2 separate regions of the Homo sapiens genome follow, and region 1 is linked to region 2. A link is a loop called in an ENCODE intact Hi-C map of the cell type or tissue named here. Cell type or tissue: PC-9. All regions are shown on one strand. Each heading gives the region's core, and the rest is flanking DNA. Links, peaks and the distances in the headings are about the cores only. Region 1 has its middle 79 kb from the start of FAM180A. Region 2 has its middle 99 kb from the start of MTPN.

Region 1 (4,394 bases), core at 237-4,236, 50 kb after region 2:
CGACCAGGTCCAAAATAGGGAGTCCTCGGTGAGCAGCTTCCCCATTTATCTCTCCAGATTGTAGTCTTTTTTTTGAGATGGAGTCTTGCTCTGTCGCCCAGGCTGGAGTGCAGTGGCATGATCTCAGCTCACTGCAACCTCCACCTCCTGGGTTCAAGCAATTCTCCTGCCTCAGACTCCTACAAGTAGCTGGGATTACAGGTGCCTGCCACCAAGCCCAGTTAATTTTTGTATTTTTAGTAGAGACGGGGTTTCACCATGTTGGCCAAGCTGGTCTCAAACTCCTGAACTCAGGTGATCTACCCACCTTGGCCTCCCAAGGTGCTGGGATTACAGGCATGAGCCCCTGCACCCAGCCGTAGTCTTGATTTTATTATCCACCCAACCCCTGACAAGGTGGGCATAAGCTTTGCATACCACCAGGTCAGTATAATTAATGGCCAGACCCAACAGGCTAGAGCCAAAAGCATCCTTACAGACCACAGCCCGTGCTGCACTCCAGGGGCTCTGGGTGTGCTGTGCTCCTTGGGAACAATGCCCTGGAGCGGGGTCACACCACGGAAGCCTCCAATGCCACGGACATGGCCTGCTGGCCTTGTTAGCTGCTGATCTCTGACAATGGGCTCTCCCTCCAGATGAAGAGACATTTTCTATGACCTTGAAATGTGTCCTGAAAGGATGAGAATCAGTCATGAATGAACAGATTTAGCCATTGTTCTATACCTGGCATAAAGGTGACAGGGTGGATAAACTCAAATGACTCCCAGGACCAGAAAGTTAACACATGTGTGAGCTCTGGTGAACTAGAGACACACCCAGCTGAAGGCCTTCAAACGCAAGTTTAGAAAATGTGCTAGCCAAACAAAAGACAGCTGAAGACCAGGTTCGGCCTCCTGGCATCCAGTCTGTGATCCCTGGACTAGGAAAAAAAAAATAGGAAAAGCAAGAGATGAGAATAAACAAAGGCAAAGTGTTTTATTCTTCTACTGACTAGCAGCCACATCCTCTCTCTGCTCTGAAGTGTCTTCCAGACTTTGAAAAATGATCCCCATCAAAGGAACATGTTTCCAGGATGTTTTTCTAGGAATCAGAATGCCCTCCACCAGCCAGCCCCTCTCTCTTCTAAGCTCCTTTGGGACCAGAGACGTCTTATGAAATGTCTAGCCGACATTAGAAGGAAATCTGCCGCCGCAGCCTGGAGGGTTTTCTTCTATTGAAACTAGTTGGCATCGGCCATAACAAAAACCGCATGAGTTTGGAGTTATTTACTTGGTGTTGTAACGGCAGCGTGGACCAGCCCAGTCTTCTGGTATTCTGTCCTGATGCCTGGCAAAGACGGAAATGAGGAGACACACGATGACCGCGTCCCAAGTGGTGTTCTGTGTCTGTGCCTGCTAAAGGCGCTAACAAAGAAGCCAGCCTTTGCCTCACACCATCATCACCGGTCCCCTCTGAGATGTAGGGCACAGGGTGAGGGGATGATGAGTTAGGTATCAATCACATCCAATTAGGTTGGAAGTAAATGGGGCCCTAAGCACAGGGTGCACCCAGCTGGAATGATTCCTGCAGCTGCTCCCAGCAAAGATATTGCTCTTCCATAGAGACTCCTAACAGGCTTATGGCGGCAGGTCAGGGCAGGGTGCGGGGAGAGGGGGCAGGTGGGAGAAGTAGCAACAGGGGTTGGAGGCCAGGAAGGGAAGGGAGCGGACTGTCAGGCCTTAGGGACTTGGATCACATGTGAGTTCCATATGGTCTGGTCCAGTAAAAATCATTAAAACAATGGTTGTGAGGATTTGGGATCTAATTAAATAATAGATTATAGTTAATTGATTTACTAATGTTTTCTTCTGATGTCAATCAAAGGCATCTTTTCTGTTTCTTTTCCTTGTATTTTTGAAAAGTAGGAAAACTCCAAGGACAGGGGAACAAGAAGGAGGATAGTTCCCTCGTGTGTGCATTTGAGATTCAGTTTGAGAATCTGTTAGAAAACACTGGGAAACTGAAAGCTACGAGGAGGGAGGGAAAGGGCAGATGGAATCAGTCGGTAAATATCTAACGCCACGAGCTCCCTCGTGCCTCCCACACCATCATCCGGCTGCCCTGGCTCCCAGAACCCTGGTGGGCACAGTTGGAAACCACCGTGGCACCTGCCAGGTCACCAGCCCACCAGACGCCCCCCATCCCACCATGGCTCCTGCACCTCTGCCCCAGACCCTGGCAGACACTCAGTGTCCCCCTGGTCCCCTGAGGGGGTGGCTGCCTGACCAACAGCCTGCACTTTCCCAAGGTTGCCCTTCATGGCCACCCACGGGAGCTACAGCCTCCATAGTACACAGCACAAGTTAAGTATGTTGAATATCACCCCCAGGAAAAGGGCTAAAATAGGAATGAGTTGGCCTAAGGAGACTTCATAATAGAAACATAAAAAGGCCACGGTTAATAAATGTATATGGAGACTATTGGGGGGAAATGTAAGAATTGACATGAAATTGATGTGATTGGAAAGGCATCAGCTACAAAAAAGCCAGAGAAGAGACAAATATTTTCTTGATCAGATAAAGGGTGAGATTGATAAAGTTTAGATGATATGAGCTACCTTAGCCCAGAAATGCCTATCAGTCCAACCTTGAGACAACTTCCCAGCATTTTTGTGGCTTAAAAACAACAAAGAGAGATAATCTCATTTCACTCAGCACCTCGAAAGAACTCTCTGGTGACATGGTAATATGAAACTCACAAATCAAATGCCTCGGGGTAAGTCAGCCTCCTTCACTTTACTGACAAAGTTCTATCATCTGTAAGAGGAAGAAGAATTTCTAACCTGAGTCAACCAATTTAAAATCAGTGATCAGTGGGCTGGTCTGTGTGCTTGAGGATGGCACATAATTTTTTTCTTGTTTGGCAGTATACAAGGACACAAAAAAGTTCCAGGGGAGGTAAGGTTGTCCTGTTAAACCATAAGATTGATGCAAGAAAGACCACAGTAGCGAGCCAAAGTCTCCAGAAAAAGACAGAATGACTCCCAAATCTATAAGACTGAACTGAACGTATGAACAGATGAAGCTAGATCATGCCATCAGAAAAGAAGTTGGCACATTTCAAGTTCATCAGAGCTCGTGGGCCCTATATCCCATATTTGGCCATGATTCTTCAGTCTCTTACAACTTGAGGCTGTTAAACCATCTAATTAGTGCACCTCGTTCCGATTCCAAGCTCCTCACCAAACAATCTTCTATTGACAATTGGCATGAAGATTGTTCTATAGGAAGAGATAGGTGAGAGCCATTACAATGTATTTTATCTGCATGATAGTTGCATTTTTCAATATCTGATTTGATCCACAAGCATATACATTTGTTTAGAGCAAATTTTCTCAAGCATTGGATCTGCTGTCATGATCCTGGCTGGATCAGGCTTTGAACCATAAAGCTAGGGGTAAACCCTTGACCTTGAGGAGACCTTCAATACCATTATCATTGGAGTCAGGGAGCTTCCCTGGATACAACTCACTCTAGACCTTCAACTCACATCTGTAACTCCCACTTGAGTTCTTTGTTTTCTAGACGTGTGTTGTGTGTTGGGCTGCTTTGAGCCTCATCTCCCTAGGTGATTTTCCTAGGGACAAACAGCTTGCACCATGACTCCGGACACTAAGCCTCACTGGGGGTCTCTGTAGCTCTTCATGACTGCTCAGGATCCCGTTAATAACCAGATCCTGCTGCCTGCCAGTGTCTGCCACGTTCCTGTGTCAAGAGGACATACTTTGTAAGATGTCTACCTACGGGTTATTTTTTTCTCTTTGGTCAGTCACCCGGTCACTCTGAAGATTAAACGCATAACCCAGGTTTCTGCACCCCCAGCTGTGGTCAACTGAGTGAAAACAACTCTAGTGCAGATGCCTTGAATATCCCTGACTTCCAACCATCTTATATGGGGCAGAGTCCCAGACAGACAGTGATGGCCTCCAAAGTTAACAGAGTGTTGTCAGCCCCTTTTTCTCTCCAATCAGGCTCTTACGTGCTCACCTGGATGGCAAGTTATCCAGGGATGTGAACAAGTGCTTTCTTTCAGCCTACTACTCATGTCAGTATCCCCAGTGCTTAAGAGGGTGCCTGGTACATAGCAGGGGCTCAGTAAGTGATTTGGAGTGAGTGAATGAATGAATGCAGGCAGTGTTTCTTTACCTTGCCTCTGCCTCAAAGTCATTCACAAGCACAACATGTCCTGGGAGTAACAGCTCTCATGACACAAAGGGATTCTCAGTGGTATGGGAGGGAGAGAGGAAGTCAGTTGCAAATCAAAATATCTAGGGCCTTAAGTTTAATAACCCTCTCCCCCTCCCCCAACACACACACATGCACACATCGCAGGAGATCCTAAAATGGCCACACTGA
Region 2 (4,394 bases), core at 317-4,316:
TATACCTAGAAAATCCTAAAGACTGCCAAAGGGCTCATCGAATTGATAAACAACTTTAATAAAATCTCAAGATACAAAATCAATTTAAAAGATCAGCATTTCTACACACCAGCAATATCCAGGCTGAGAGTGAAATCAAGAACACAATCCCACTTACAATAGCCACAAAGAAAATGAAGTGCCTGGGAATACGGCTAAACAAGGAGGTGAAAGGTCTCTACAAGAAGAAATACAAAACACTGCTGAATAAGATGTCTTATACATAGGTCCTTTTAAAAATACGTTTAATCAGTTTGATTACTAAATGTACTTCCATTTAAAAGCACTACTGAATGCCAAGTACTATGGACTGAATATTTGTGTCCTCCCAAAATTCCTATGTTGTAGGCCTAACCCCTAGAGTGATGGTATTGGAGATGGGGCCTTTGGAAAGTAATTAGGGTTAGATGATGCCACGAGGGCAGGGCCTTGGTCTGATGAGATTAGCACCCTTCTAAGAGGAGACACTGTGTGTTCACTCCTTCGCCCAAAGCCCTCTCTCTTCTCTCTCTCTCTCTGTACCTCTGTATGCACACAAAGAGGAGAAGTCATCATGTGAAGACACAATGAGATCATTGCCACCTACAACCCAGGAAGAAGGCCTCCACCTGAACCCAACCATGCTGACACCCTGATCTCAGACTTCCAGCCCACAAAACTCTGAGAAATAAATCCCTGTTGTTTAAGTCATGCAACCTATGGTATTTTGTTATGGCAGTATTATTTACAGTCCTCAGGGACAGCAGAAAAGTGGGAATTTTAAAGTTGTGATTTATCTACATATTTGATTTTATATACTTGCTGTACTATCATTTATTTGAGTCATTAGCAATTTAGAAAGCTTTGTATAGCATTGTTGTAAATAATGATTTATTGAACACCAATTTTGATTCTGAAAGGAAAGAATTCTAATTTTAAAATATAAAGAAAGAAGAAAGGAACACAATTGGATATACAGAGCTTATAAAATACAGCTCATAAAACTGCTGGTCTTTAAGTTTCTGGGATGTGAGAGAGTCAAAAGTGTATATCAAGTACTACTTTCTCTCATTTCTTGTTAGTTTATAGAAAATGTAATTCCTAAAGCTCTACTAGAACAGGTAAGATTAAGTCAAACTTGCCTAAGATCCAAATATCCTTGAATACCTTCTATAAATCTTCCAGAATAGTTTTCTTTGGAAGAGAGGGATTATCTAGGTCAGAAAAATTAATTTAATCCTCAAAAAATTTAAATGTATTCCATCACCTAAACAGCATATCTGGATTTGGCAAAATGCCTCCTTATCTTGCTAGGGATTCAGTCCATAGAGACAAAATAAAAAATGATTCATACCCATAAGCATTCAGGAGCTGCAGAGAGCTACCACCACAGTAAATCAGTGAAATGTCTATTTCCCACAGCTGGAATGTTATGTCAATGTGAGAAATAAAGCCTTGGCCCCTGGAAATCACTTATTTCTTCTCATCTGAATAATACCAGCTCTGTCCAGGGCTCAGCTTTGTACCTGCCTGGGGAATATGATGCAAATCCCTGGGAGGAAATTTTCCCCACTCCAAGAATCATCTCCAGCCACAGAATGATCCCTGGGGTTTCACTCTTGGAGAGCCTTGGTGATCTGGGCTGGAAGAGATGGAAAGGAGAACAGGTCTGGTCACTCATATGGGCTGGAATCTCCTTGAGAGCTGCCCCCTGACAGCCCATGGCATCTTTGGGCAGCTCTGACTCAAACATTGCCATCTTCATACTGGGCAAAAAAAGTCCCTGTACTTTTCACCCATTGTTCCTATTTCTTCCTCTTGGCACCATGCTATTGAAGAGGTCTTCCCCTTTCCTAAAAGGCATTCCACTTGAGAGTGGAAGGTAGACCTCCCTCTGCTCTTCACTCTTCCCTGAACCAAATGTATCCCATTATGTCTAGGTGCCTCTTAAAGAGAGAAGCCCAGAACTACATGTAAAGACCCCAGGAAGCCTGATCCCCATGGAGTCAGATTGGGATTTACACCTCCTCCTTGGTATGTGTTCATATTAATGAAGCCTGAAATTATACAGCTTCTTAAGGCAGTCACATTGTACCATTAATTCTTTTTACAATTTGCATAGAATAACCTAACCCAATTAAATGTATGATTACATTAAGAAGCAATTCCTTTAGCGTGCAAAGGCCCCTAGAAGAGTTTGCACATAACCTTATAGAGAGAAGCCTGCTTCTGAATTGATTTCTCAAACCTATTTTCCCCTGTCAGCCTTCTGACAGTCAGGTACCAAGACAGCACTTGATCTGCGGGAAGAAGAGGTAGATTTTGTGAGAAATGGGGAAGTCAGGTCTATGGGATACCACACAGGACAGAATGAAGGGAAGGAAAGAAACGACACAAAAATAGGAGGTGGGATGGTGTCAAAGGAAAGCTTTTCTATAGCTTTTCCAGGGTTTAAAATTGCCTGAGCCAGCAAATCCACTCTTTACCCTTTTCCTTGCAGTGAATTTTCTAAGAGCAGAAACGCAGTCACGCAGTCAGCCTTCTCAGATGGAAAAGGGATTGTTCCCATTGGTGTGTTCAGCAACTTCAAATTTCACCCCCTATTCTGGCAGGTTCTAAGCCACTCTATTGTCCCTTTAAGGCTTTTAAAAATGATCTTTACTTTTCCCCTAATCAACCTAGTCATAAACAGCTGCATGACTCCTTAGCCAAGCAATTAATCATGGCAGGGATGGGCATGGCGGGGAGGATGGACAAACCAGAAAAACTGCCTAAGTAGCCTGAACAGCAGCTGTTGCATCACAGACTCCCAGCATTACAGAGTTAGAAGAACATCTGAGTCGCCAAACCACTGACTTTGCATGTTTTTCACGGAACACTAGAAAGACAAGGTGCAGTGAGGTGGGGCGACTTTGCTAGAGTCTGGCAACTAGCTGAATAATCAGAGAAAGGAGGGAAGGAAACGAATATATTCTGAGCACCTCCAGGCACAGGCTGGGTGCTTTCCATGTATTTAACTCTCACACTAACCTTGTGAATATGCATTGTAGTATTCTTTGTATAGGTGTGCTCACAAAAGTTAAGCCCACAGACCTTGTCCAAGGTCACACAGTTAATGGGTACATGAATGAGATTTGAACCACCTCAAAGCCCATCATATTTCAATCTTACTACACAGCCCCCTTAAAGCCACGAGAAATGCATCTGCAGTCATTTGTTCCATTTGCTTCTTGGTTTGTTAAACTTTAACGCCACACGCTGAAACCCACAGATGCAACTATATAATCCTATAGCAATGAGAAATATAAAGAGGCAATGTTAGGAAAAGTCTCCATATCAACAATGTTATAGAGCCTGCAAATAAGTTTGCCTCTCCAAGCTAAACAGTCACCATGGAGTGAGCAGCAAGAGAAAACCAAGAGTTCCATATCATGTCTAGGAGCATCTTTTAACACGTTTGCAAACAAATATATCACTGTGGGTTTGTTGCCCAACTTACATCTCATTTCTGTGCACAGAAAAGATGCAACTTAGCCATGTTTGCTTGGCCAGGTGAAGCCTGGAGGTGTAGGTCACATGGGTGGAAAAACACAAAGAGCCAGAGTGAGCTAAGTTTGGAGAGACGCTGGTATCAGTAGACTAGGGGGTGTTTCATCCCCCAGTGAAAACATGGCTGACAGCCCTCCCCAAGGACAGTCTGGAAAGCACAGGTCAGTAGAGAAGCCTCAGGCGAATTAGTAACTATGAAGCAGTAACCAGTTGATTCTAAATACTTATCCCTACAAGGAAAAAAAAAAAAGCAATTTAGTCAGGCCTTTGACACTTACCGATTTCTAGGGCAAATTTAATGGTACATCTGTCTCCTTGTGATTCTTCCTTACTGAAAAACACTAGGATCTCAAACAGTATGCTCACACTATGATATACCCCCTAGCTCACCTGACAATAGACAAACTATGCAAGAAGAAAAAAACTAGAAATCATAGATTCAAAAATAAGATAAATGTCTCTATGGAGCTGTTGCAATGCAAAGTGATCAGGGCTGAGGACAGAAGATACAGGCTACGAAGCCCAAAAGCAGGAGGGGTGGCAAATGGCTCCGTCTCTCAAAGGAAGGTGTCTCAGTCTCCTTGGGCTGCTGTAACAAAATACCATATAGGTAGCTTAAACATGTATCTCTTCACAGCTATGAAGACTGAAAGTCCCAGATCAAGTCTGGCAGGGGTCAGTGTCTGGTAAGGGCTCTTCCTCTGGCTTGCACACAGCCGCCTTCTGTACCATGTCATCACATGGCCTTTCCTATGCACTCATGCCGGGGTTGAAAGAGAGAACACAAGCTCTCTGCTGTCTCTTTTTATAAGGGCCCCACCATTATG

Evidence for each region. Peaks named below come from ENCODE experiments on the same cell type or tissue, not always from the same donor. Only the 100,000 strongest peaks of a DNase experiment are listed, where the experiment ranks them.
Region 1: a loop joins it to region 2, with 3.0 times the contacts of the local background. A loop is called at or near these places in 1 of 110 quality-filtered maps.

Annotation. Positions count from the first base shown.
Region 1 is chr7:135,825,928-135,830,321 of GRCh38, reverse strand. No RefSeq gene overlaps it. Among named protein-coding and RNA genes, the nearest start is that of FAM180A, 79 kb to the right of the region's middle. In PC-9, for the core only: no CTCF peak of the experiment used is centred there; a DNase peak (open chromatin) is centred at 2,721.
Region 2 is chr7:135,876,427-135,880,820 of GRCh38, reverse strand. No RefSeq gene overlaps it. Among named protein-coding and RNA genes, the nearest start is that of MTPN, 99 kb to the left of the region's middle. RefSeq lists a silencer at 2,787-2,836. In PC-9, for the core only: no CTCF peak of the experiment used is centred there; DNase peaks (open chromatin) are centred at 1,390 and 2,790; H3K4me3 peaks cover 610 bases; H3K27ac peaks cover 2,036 bases.